2 separate regions of the Homo sapiens genome follow, and region 1 is linked to region 2. Evidence: chromatin loops called from intact Hi-C (ENCODE). Cell type or tissue: endothelial cell of umbilical vein. All regions are shown on one strand. Links, peaks and the distances in the headings refer to the core of each region. The heading gives the core; the rest is flanking DNA.

What was found. Hi-C counts contacts between places; a loop is a spot of excess contacts. Peaks named below come from ENCODE experiments on the same cell type or tissue, not always from the same donor. Only the 100,000 strongest peaks of a DNase experiment are listed, where the experiment ranks them.
Region 1: it touches region 2 in a loop (9-fold over the local background); 1 of 110 quality-filtered maps calls a loop at or near these places.

The regions. Positions count from the first base shown.
Region 1 is chr1:230,847,141-230,851,528 of GRCh38, reverse strand. All of the region lies in intron 2 of C1orf198 (chromosome 1 open reading frame 198), which reads left to right. Among named protein-coding and RNA genes, the nearest start is that of C1orf198, 19 kb to the left of the region's middle. RefSeq lists an enhancer at 1-2,752. In endothelial cell of umbilical vein, for the core only: no CTCF peak of the experiment used is centred there; a DNase peak (open chromatin) is centred at 1,838; H3K27ac peaks cover 1,903 bases.
Region 2 is chr1:231,104,437-231,108,824 of GRCh38, reverse strand. No RefSeq gene overlaps it. Among named protein-coding and RNA genes, the nearest start is that of TRIM67, 55 kb to the left of the region's middle. In endothelial cell of umbilical vein, for the core only: no CTCF peak of the experiment used is centred there; a DNase peak (open chromatin) is centred at 2,344; H3K27me3 peaks cover 169 bases.

The sequences.
Region 1 (4,388 bases), core at 272-4,271, 260 kb after region 2:
AAAACTCAGCACTTAGAAGGCTCCAGACAGGAGGAGGCAGGGAGTGGAGAGAGGATTCTTTACATTCCCCAGGCGGTCTGGGCTGGAGAATTCAGAGGAGAAAATGCCTTTGGGGCAGGTCAGGCCCTGCTTCAAAGTTGGCTGGGCTCTTGGGACCCCATCCCCAGCCTTGGTTGGCTGGGCTCTTGGTTGGCTGGGCGTTGTGACCCTGTCCCCAGCCTTGCCCCTCCCCCAAGCTGTCTGGCTGCTTCTCCTTTCTGGCTACCCCCTTCCTTCACCTGATGTCCAGCTGCCTATTAGGGCAGTAAGTAGGTTGGGCTGGGGATCGGTTCCTTGATTTCATGGGTATCAAAAGATCTTGGGGGGCTAATATAGATCATTCCCAGAGTAGGGAAGCCTTCCAGACGCCTCCTTGGGAAGATACATAAGCATTTATGAGCACAGGCCCTTCCTCTGTGCTGTGCCCATGATAGGGATGTGTGTGTACTCTGAATTCTTTCACCCTTGGGAGGCTGGTGTCCCTGTTCACGCTGTGGGTCAGGACACCGGGATGCAGGGGGTCAGGTGCCTGGCAGGTCGAGTGGGCGGAGAGCAATTGGAGCTCAGGTCTATCTGTGACTTTCGGGGCTTTGCTGCCCATGGTGGGACAGAAGGGCTGTTCCAGCAGGATGTTCCTGGACATAGAGGATTCATTGGCTCTGCTCAATGGTTCCTCCTCACTACCAGTCACGGGGCTTCTGAGAGGCAGGACACCATGGGGCTGCATCCACCCACCCGCAACTTGGTCTCTGTGCTTCTCACCGAGACCCCCATCTCTGCCCAGCAGTCCCCTCCCTCCCTCCTGCCCTTCCTCTGGGCTGTGCCTCACCCCTTCCTGAGACAACAGCAGACCCCTGTGTGCCCCTGCTCTTGGCCTTTCCCTGCTCTCCATGTGTGTGGGACGATGCGTCACTCGCTCAGCCCTGCCCTCAGCCCTGCACTGCCATCCCACAGGCTCTGTTCTCACCCACCTCAGGGACCATGTTCTCTTGGACCTCAGTGTTTTGCTCCGTCCCCTGACCCCTATCCACCTGAGAAGGCCCCACTTGCCCTCCAGACTCAGCACAAATCCTCTTTTAACAGTTGTCCCAATCAGGAATCTCACCACGTGCCGGGTCTGTGCTGAGCACCCTCCCTGCATTGCAGAGTGTAATCCTCACAGCAACCCACCTTACAGATGAGGAAACTATGGCATAAAGTGAAGATGTGAACCAGGCAGTCCTAAGCCCAGTGCTGGGCTCTTAAGCCCTATGCAGCTTCCAGAGTTACCCTCTTCCCTGTTACCGTTAGGAAGCACTGTGATAGAGGAAAAATGGGGATCATGCTGATGAATTCCTTGTTGGTGCGTCTTTGTCCCTGTGAGATGATGAGCCCAGAATGGCAGACACAATTATTTGTCCCTTAACCTTGACAACCCTGGGGACTGGTGCACCTCTGCACCCATTTCCTGTTGGGCCTCAGCTGAGTTCTCCCTGGCTGGTGTTTTTTGCCTTAGAGGCTGACGGGGTGGATGTTTGTTTGCTTACGTTCACGCCCCGTCTCTTTGGGCCCCTGGGTTTGTCCCTGTCAGCTGCCACTTCTACTAAATTTGTGATTCTAAAGGTTTTTAGTATCCTCCTGCTCATCTTCCTCCTCTTCCCTCTTTGGAGGGGAGGTGGGAAGAATAGATGTTAAGTGGTTGGTGAATGTATTAGGATTTGCTCCAGTAAATGATGATCTTTTCTGACAAGGCTTCTGTAGCCTTTGTCTCAACAATTTAGATCTGTCCGAGGCTGCCAAGCCAAACAGTTAGTTTTGGCAGCCTGCACTCGTCTTTTACTGAAATATTACACATTCCTCTTCAGTGAGTGGGACGTTAAAAATAGACACTGGGCTCGGTTGTGGTCCTTCTGTTTTTAGAACAGACATGGCCAACTGAGACCCAGTTCCCCGCATGGGGTGACTGACGCCCAGCCCTGGCCTGGCTGGAGGGAGTCCTCCCAGCAGAGCCTCCGTGGGCACTTGGGACATTGAGGCTGGGCTGTCAGTGTTGCCGTCAGGAGGGACGGCTTCCTTGTGGACTCTCCTATCTCCCCTGTCTCAAAGACTATAGAAGACCACTAAGTTGCATCCCCAAACCCCGGCTTTCTGTCTGTGGCCAGCGCCCATGAGTTGGCGTCCCATGGCCCATGGGTTCCTCCCCTTCATGAGCCTCATCCTCCCGCCAGCCCTGGCTCCCTGTTGCTCAGTGCCGTGGGAGAGGGCTGGCATGACCTCCTTTCTCAAGAGCCCAGCTCTTTTTCCACACCTGTAGAAAATGGACTTTTGTTCTAGGAAAGTCTAGGCTGTGCCCTGGACTGGAAGAGATGGGGAGTGGCCAACAGTGTGGAGTCACCGAAGCAAAAAGCAGTAAAACTTACTTTGAAATGGCAAAAGGGGCTCTGCCTTCCTATGGTCTGCATGTCGGTGTGTCTTTGAAAATGAGCTTGGAGCCACTTTTCGCTCTGTCCTGGTGCTGTGTGCACACATACCAGTACAGGTCCCCCCTGGGTAGAATGAGGTCCCTGGGCAGGATGGGCTGCAGTTCCTGAGAGATGGGCTTGATCTCCCCTGGGCCCCCACCTGGCCCTGCTAGAGTCTGTTTTTATTATAGTTCCTGGAGTTTTTAGAGCTGAGCAGAGTCGGATCTAGACAGGAAAAAAGATTCTTCCCCTACCCCAAAAGGTTTGTGTTTAGAAATTCTAGATGACAAACCCTTTTCCTTTGGGGAAAGCAGTGGGGAAGAGGCCTAGCACCCAGCAGGGTGATGGACAAGGGCAGGTTTTTTTTCGATATACAATATTTTGAAATATTGATAGGGTACATGTGATATTTTGTGAAATCAGAGACTGTATGTTCAAGTTAGGGTATTTGGGGTGTCCATCACTTCGAGTATTTTTAATTTCTATGTGTTGGGAACATTTTACATCCTCTCTTATAGCTATTGCAAAATACACAACACACTTAACTGGAGTCACCCCGCTCTGCTGTTGAACACTAGAGCAAACACTTACTCCTTCTATCTCATTAGCCAACCTCTCTTCATCCCCTTCCTACCCACACACCCTTCCCAGCCTGCAGTATCTATTTCTTCTACTCCCTGCCTTCATGAGATCATCAGGGCTGTTTTGTTAAAGGAGATTGTAGTTATACGTTATTTGCAAAATTATGAACAGCATACACATACATAGGGAAAAAGACTTAGAACTTTTTTCTTTGTTAAGTTCTTGTCTTCCCCATAGTCACCTCCAGACCCCCTAAACTAGGTAGCTGCTTCTGCCAGCAAAGCCCTCTTCTCTAGCCAGATGACACCCTCCTCTGAAGAGCTGTTGCCAGGTCTCCAGGTCTCCTGTTACCCAAGCAGGGCTGGGAGTGACCTCTGTCATTCTGTTTGAGGAGGTCACACCCAGCTAAGTGCTGCCCGGTTCCCTTCCGCAGCGCCCCTGAAGCAGCCCAGGAACCACTGTGACTGGCGTTTCCCCCCAGCATCCCTGGCTCTGCCCACTGCTGCCCTCCACGTACACAGGAAGTTCTGTCTCACCTTCTAGAGGCTTCTTAGCAGGGACACCCATGGTAGAAATTGCTGATCCTAAAAAAGCCTGGGGTTTGATGAAGTGCTCAGTTTTAAGTGCCTTCCTTACACTACAATTTCCAGATCAAAGTCAACTTTGTCCCCTGAGTTGGGCCCCACTTCTGAGCCATTTTTAGTGATTTGCCTATTTCAAGAAACTATCATCTCTATCCCACAGTCTTTCTGTATTCTGTTGTGGAATTTGGAAATATGCAGAGTATTCAGAATGCACCACTCAGAAACAGTCCTTTAAAATCAAATTAGATCACACACATACATAAAGAAATCCCACTGTGTCCATTGCTCCCGGCAGCTTCCATGGATGTCATACCTGGTGGCCACCTGTTGTTTTGCAATGCAGGGATGCCCAGCCATGGATTCAGGCTTAGAATCTCTCAATCCAGGTTGAAATCCCAGCTGCACAATCTCCTAATGGGCTAGTGACCCTAGGACAATTTAATTCATCACTCCGATTCTCCATTTTCTCATTTGTAGAATGAAAATAATAATAATTTAGAAACAACAGTCCTGATACATCAGGCACACTGAGTAATCTACATTGTCTTTAACCAGAGAACCAATGCTTTGATGGCTGTTTCTTTTTTTTCTTTTTTTTTTTTTTGAGACAGAGTCTCATTCTGTTGCCCAGGCTGGAGTGCAGTGGCGCGATCTCGGCTCACTGCAACCTCTGCCTCCTGAGTTCAAGCGATTCTCCTGCCTCAGCCTCCTGAGTGGCTGGGATTACAGGCATGCGTCGCCA
Region 2 (4,388 bases), core at 153-4,152:
GAGAGGAAGGGAATTTCTCATTTTCTAATTGCCTCAGAAAGGCCCTCCCCAGGAAGTTGCAGGGAGGGGGACCACACTTCATGAACCCAAGGCCTCTAACGGAATGGAAGGAAGTAACATTGCCACCCTCTGTCTTAGGGGGAATCCCTAGGAACAGGAAGGTGGTGCCATTTTGGTGGAAGTAGACAGGAGCTGTGTGGAGTCATAGAGTAACATAACCAATTGTAGTAAAACTCAGGTCACTTTCAGCTTTTATTTTCTCTCCTAAGGGCTGTCTCCTTCAGTCAATTGTCCAGAGCTTAAAGCTAGGACCCCATGGAGAAAACTCTCTACCTCACGGTAATTATGTTCAGCCATCCTCTATGTACAAGCAGTAATGTCTTTAGTGTTTAAAGTGATCTTTCTTTCTTGTTGTTGCAGAGATGAGGTCTCCTTATGTTGCCCAGACTGGTCTTGAACTCCTGGCCTCAAGCGAGCCTCCCACCTCAGCCTTCCAAAGTGCTGGGATTACAGGTGTAAGCCACTGCACCTGGCTTTACAGTGAATGCAAATCTGATCCTGTCGCTCTCCAGCTTAATCACCTCCTGCGGTGCTCTGGGACAGAGCCCAGCCTCCTTAGCATGTAGGCAAGGTCCCCTTGCTCGGGCCTCATTAACTGCTCCGGTCTTGCTTCCTTCTGTGTCTCTCCCATGATCATCTCCCTGTGATGGCCACACTGGAGCCTCACTGAGATGTTTGCACAAAACTTCATGTCTCCCACATCTCCATGCCAACGTTCCACTGTTCTCTCTGCCTCAACGTCCCTTCCAGACAACGAGGTTAGATGCCTGGCTTCGTGCTCTTGTGACTTATGCACCTTTATCAGCACTCTTATCACACTGTACTAAAATCCTGCCTTATTAGCTGTCTTCCCTTCTTGGCTATGAACTAAACAAGCACAGAGATTGCCTATTACTCACTTTTACTTTCCTGAGGCAAAGCAGAAAGCCGGAAACCTAGGCTTAGTTGGCCCTCGATACATGTTAATTAAATGAAGGACTGATTCCATGAGTGAGTGAGTGCCCCGTCCTGAAGGATAGTTCCATGTGGTGTCACTTGCTTTTTTCCTAAGTGTTCAGATAAAGATTCAATTAAACTCAGCAAATATTTAAAGGGCACTTATTACGTGCCCCTCCTGTGCTAGGCACTGGAGATACAAAGACAAAGAAGCACAGTCCTGGGAACCCTCAAGTAGTTCCCAGCCGGGAAAGGGACACTGATGGACGCAGCTGTCCCTCAGCCGACAAGTCCAGACCGAAACACCTCACAGGAGACCCGGTTGGGTTTTCCACCAGGAGGGCTCAGGTCAGGTCAGGTGCTTCTGCTAAATGTGTTGTGAAACCAACAGCCAGCCTTTTTCAGCCTGCCTCTAGACCAGGAGGCAGGAATGTGCTCGGTAATGCAGCTGTGGTACTCCCGCCCATAGACCCCCAGTAGGAGCCAAGCAACCCTGGGATGAAGGCAGAGTGTGGGCTGGCTGGAGGGCCTGGGAAGGCCGCTGGGGAGGATGGGCCTTGTGAAGCTGTGCTTCCTCCGAGCTCTAACTTAGATCACATGGAGATTTGGAAGGACTGTTGGTGTGTCTTTCAGGGTGTTGCTAGAATCAGGGAACGCTAAAGCCTCCAGAGCCACCAAAACTGTCACCACTGGGAACAAAGGCTTTTGTCCCTAGGTAAGTATAATCATGCACTGGTGACAGGGGAAGGAGAGTGGGGAACTGGGGTTGGAGGGCCCTTCCCAGCATCTGGAAAATCACATTGAGTGAAAGGGTATTGACTAGAGACGGTGTTTTCCATTTCTGTTATTCTTTTAGGAGCTATTATAGAGTCAGGTTTAATAAGGAAGATGGGAAAACTCTCAGCTCACTCAATTGCTTTTAATTTATTAGTCTTATGTCTGTCTCCATTATTCCACACCCCTCACACCCCTATCATCAATCATAAAGTTCAGGAAAGAAGGTAAACAACCTTAGGAGAGCCAGACATGAGCCAAGCTCCAGCTGGGACATTTAGTGTCTGATGGGAGAGTGATCAAAAGTGAGACCCAATCGGTGGTCTCTAAACATATGACAGAAGCCTCTGACTGCTGCCCCTTTACAAGAGGCTTTAAAAAGCAAGTGTGCAAAGGAGGACAGAGAGGGAGAGGAAGGAGGAGGGAGAGCGGGCACTTGGGCGGCAAGGGTAGTGCTCTGGAAGTCTGGTATGATTCTGTCACGTTGCATCATCATCACAAAGGGGCCACATCTGAAGCAAAAAATGGCAAAGACTCAAAGAAAATAAATCATGCAGACTCTGGAATGACCTCATTAAAAAGCTGCTCTATCTGCTGCCATGTTCTATTTATAGCTGAAATATGGCGTTCCTGACAGGAAATCTAAATGACAGCAAGCCTAGGGTTTTAAGGCAGTGGGTAGGGGTTTGCTTAATGAATCATCTGATATTTTTATTCGGATGATTTTTCTGTTCTAATGAAACTATTAGTACAGTTCTCTTTTCTGCATGAGATGACATTCATGGGATGTGTTTTTTACTCAGGAATTGAGGATAGAGAAGTAAAAGGATCCTTTTATATAAAATCTTTTGCTAAATACATATGAACTTCATAATACACCATTACCCTCAACATATCTTAATGCTGGTTCACAATATTCTTTTCCAGGCCATATTGTAGCTGTTATTTCCAGTGATCATTGTAAATAACTTTATTATGTTTCACTGAAATCAATTTCATAGAAATCAAACCAATAAGGAAAACATCTTTTAAGAAGGAAGACATAGAGCCTTATTCCAAATGTTAAGAGAAAAAAGCAGATCATATACTGTGTAGATAAGCAGAGCCACACTTCTAAAACCCTGAAGCCCAGGGCCTGGATGCAGCTGCCAGCAAGTTCCCTCTCTGTGTTATGGGCAGAGGCAGGATTCATCTTTGAAGGAAGATTGCTTTTAAGTTTTTTGGGGGGAAAATCTTTTTTTTTTTTTTTTTGAGATGGACTCTTGCTCTGTCGCCCAGACTGGAGTGCAGTGGCACGATCTCGGCTCACTGCAAGCTCCGCCTCCCGGGTTCACGCCATTCTCCTGCCTCAGTCTCCGGAGTAGCTGGGACTATAGGCGCCCGCCACCACGCCCGGCTAATTTTTTGTATTTTTAGTAGAGACGGGATTTCACCATGTTAGCCAGGATGGTCTCGATCTCCTGACCTCGTGATCCGCCCGTCTCGGCCTCCCAAAGTGCTGGGATTACAGGCTTGAGCCACTGCGCCTGGCCAGGGGGAAAATCTTTAGCAAGTTTTCAGTTCTGGAAGACTGCTCTTCAGCCTGAGGACAGTTCAGATGCTTTTAAAAGAAAAAAAGTACAGACCCCACTCCCCACCCCCGCCACTGCCCCGATGCTGTTAAAGTGTTTTTATTAAAAACACTTCAAAAATATGTATTTAAGGCAAGATTTGAAATCCTGATCCTTGTGGCTCTTATACAACCTTAAAACCAAAACAAATTGTGATGTTTAATTTTATGTGTCAACTTAGCTAGGCCATGGTACCCAGATATTTGGGCAAACATTGTTTTAAATGTTGCTATGAAGGTTTCCTTTTAGATGAAATTAATGCATTTGAGTCAGTGGACTTTGAGTAAGGCAGATACCCTCCACAATACAGGTGGGCCTCGTCCAATCCGTTGAAGGCCTTAATAGAAAAAGACTGCTCTCTCCCCAGCAAGAAGGAATTCTGTCAGGAGAGGGCATTTGGATTTGAACTGTAAAACAGCTCTCCCCTGGGTCTCCAGCTTGTTGGCCTGCCCTGGAGATTTTGGACTTGCAACCTCCATAATCATGTGAGCCAATTTCTTTCTTTCTTTTTTTTTTAATATATAACAATTTTTAAAAAAAACAGACTTAAGGGTCTCGCTATGTTGCCCAGGCTGGTCTTGAACTCCTGGGGTCAAGCGATCCTCCCTCCAGCCTCAGCCTCCCAAAGTGCTGGGTTTATAGGTGTGAGCCACTGTGCCCAGCTAGTGTGAGCCAATTTCTTAAAATAAATCTCTTTCTTTCTCTACACACACACACACACACACACACGTGCGCGTGCGCATGCCCTATTGGTTCTGTTTCTCTAGAGATCCCTGACTAATACACAAATCTAAAAGTTAAATACCCCCAAACTACAAAACTAATAAAATTGATATGAACAACTGGAATGTAATGTGACAGGTACTGTTAGTTGTGTGCAGTTACTGATGTCAGGTTTCATAGTGGAAAGATGTCCTCTTAGAACTGTTTTGGTATTTCATCTGTTTCTGCATTTGATTTTTAAAAACCTAAAGCCAAGAAAGGTTGTTTATATAAGGGCATTGTATA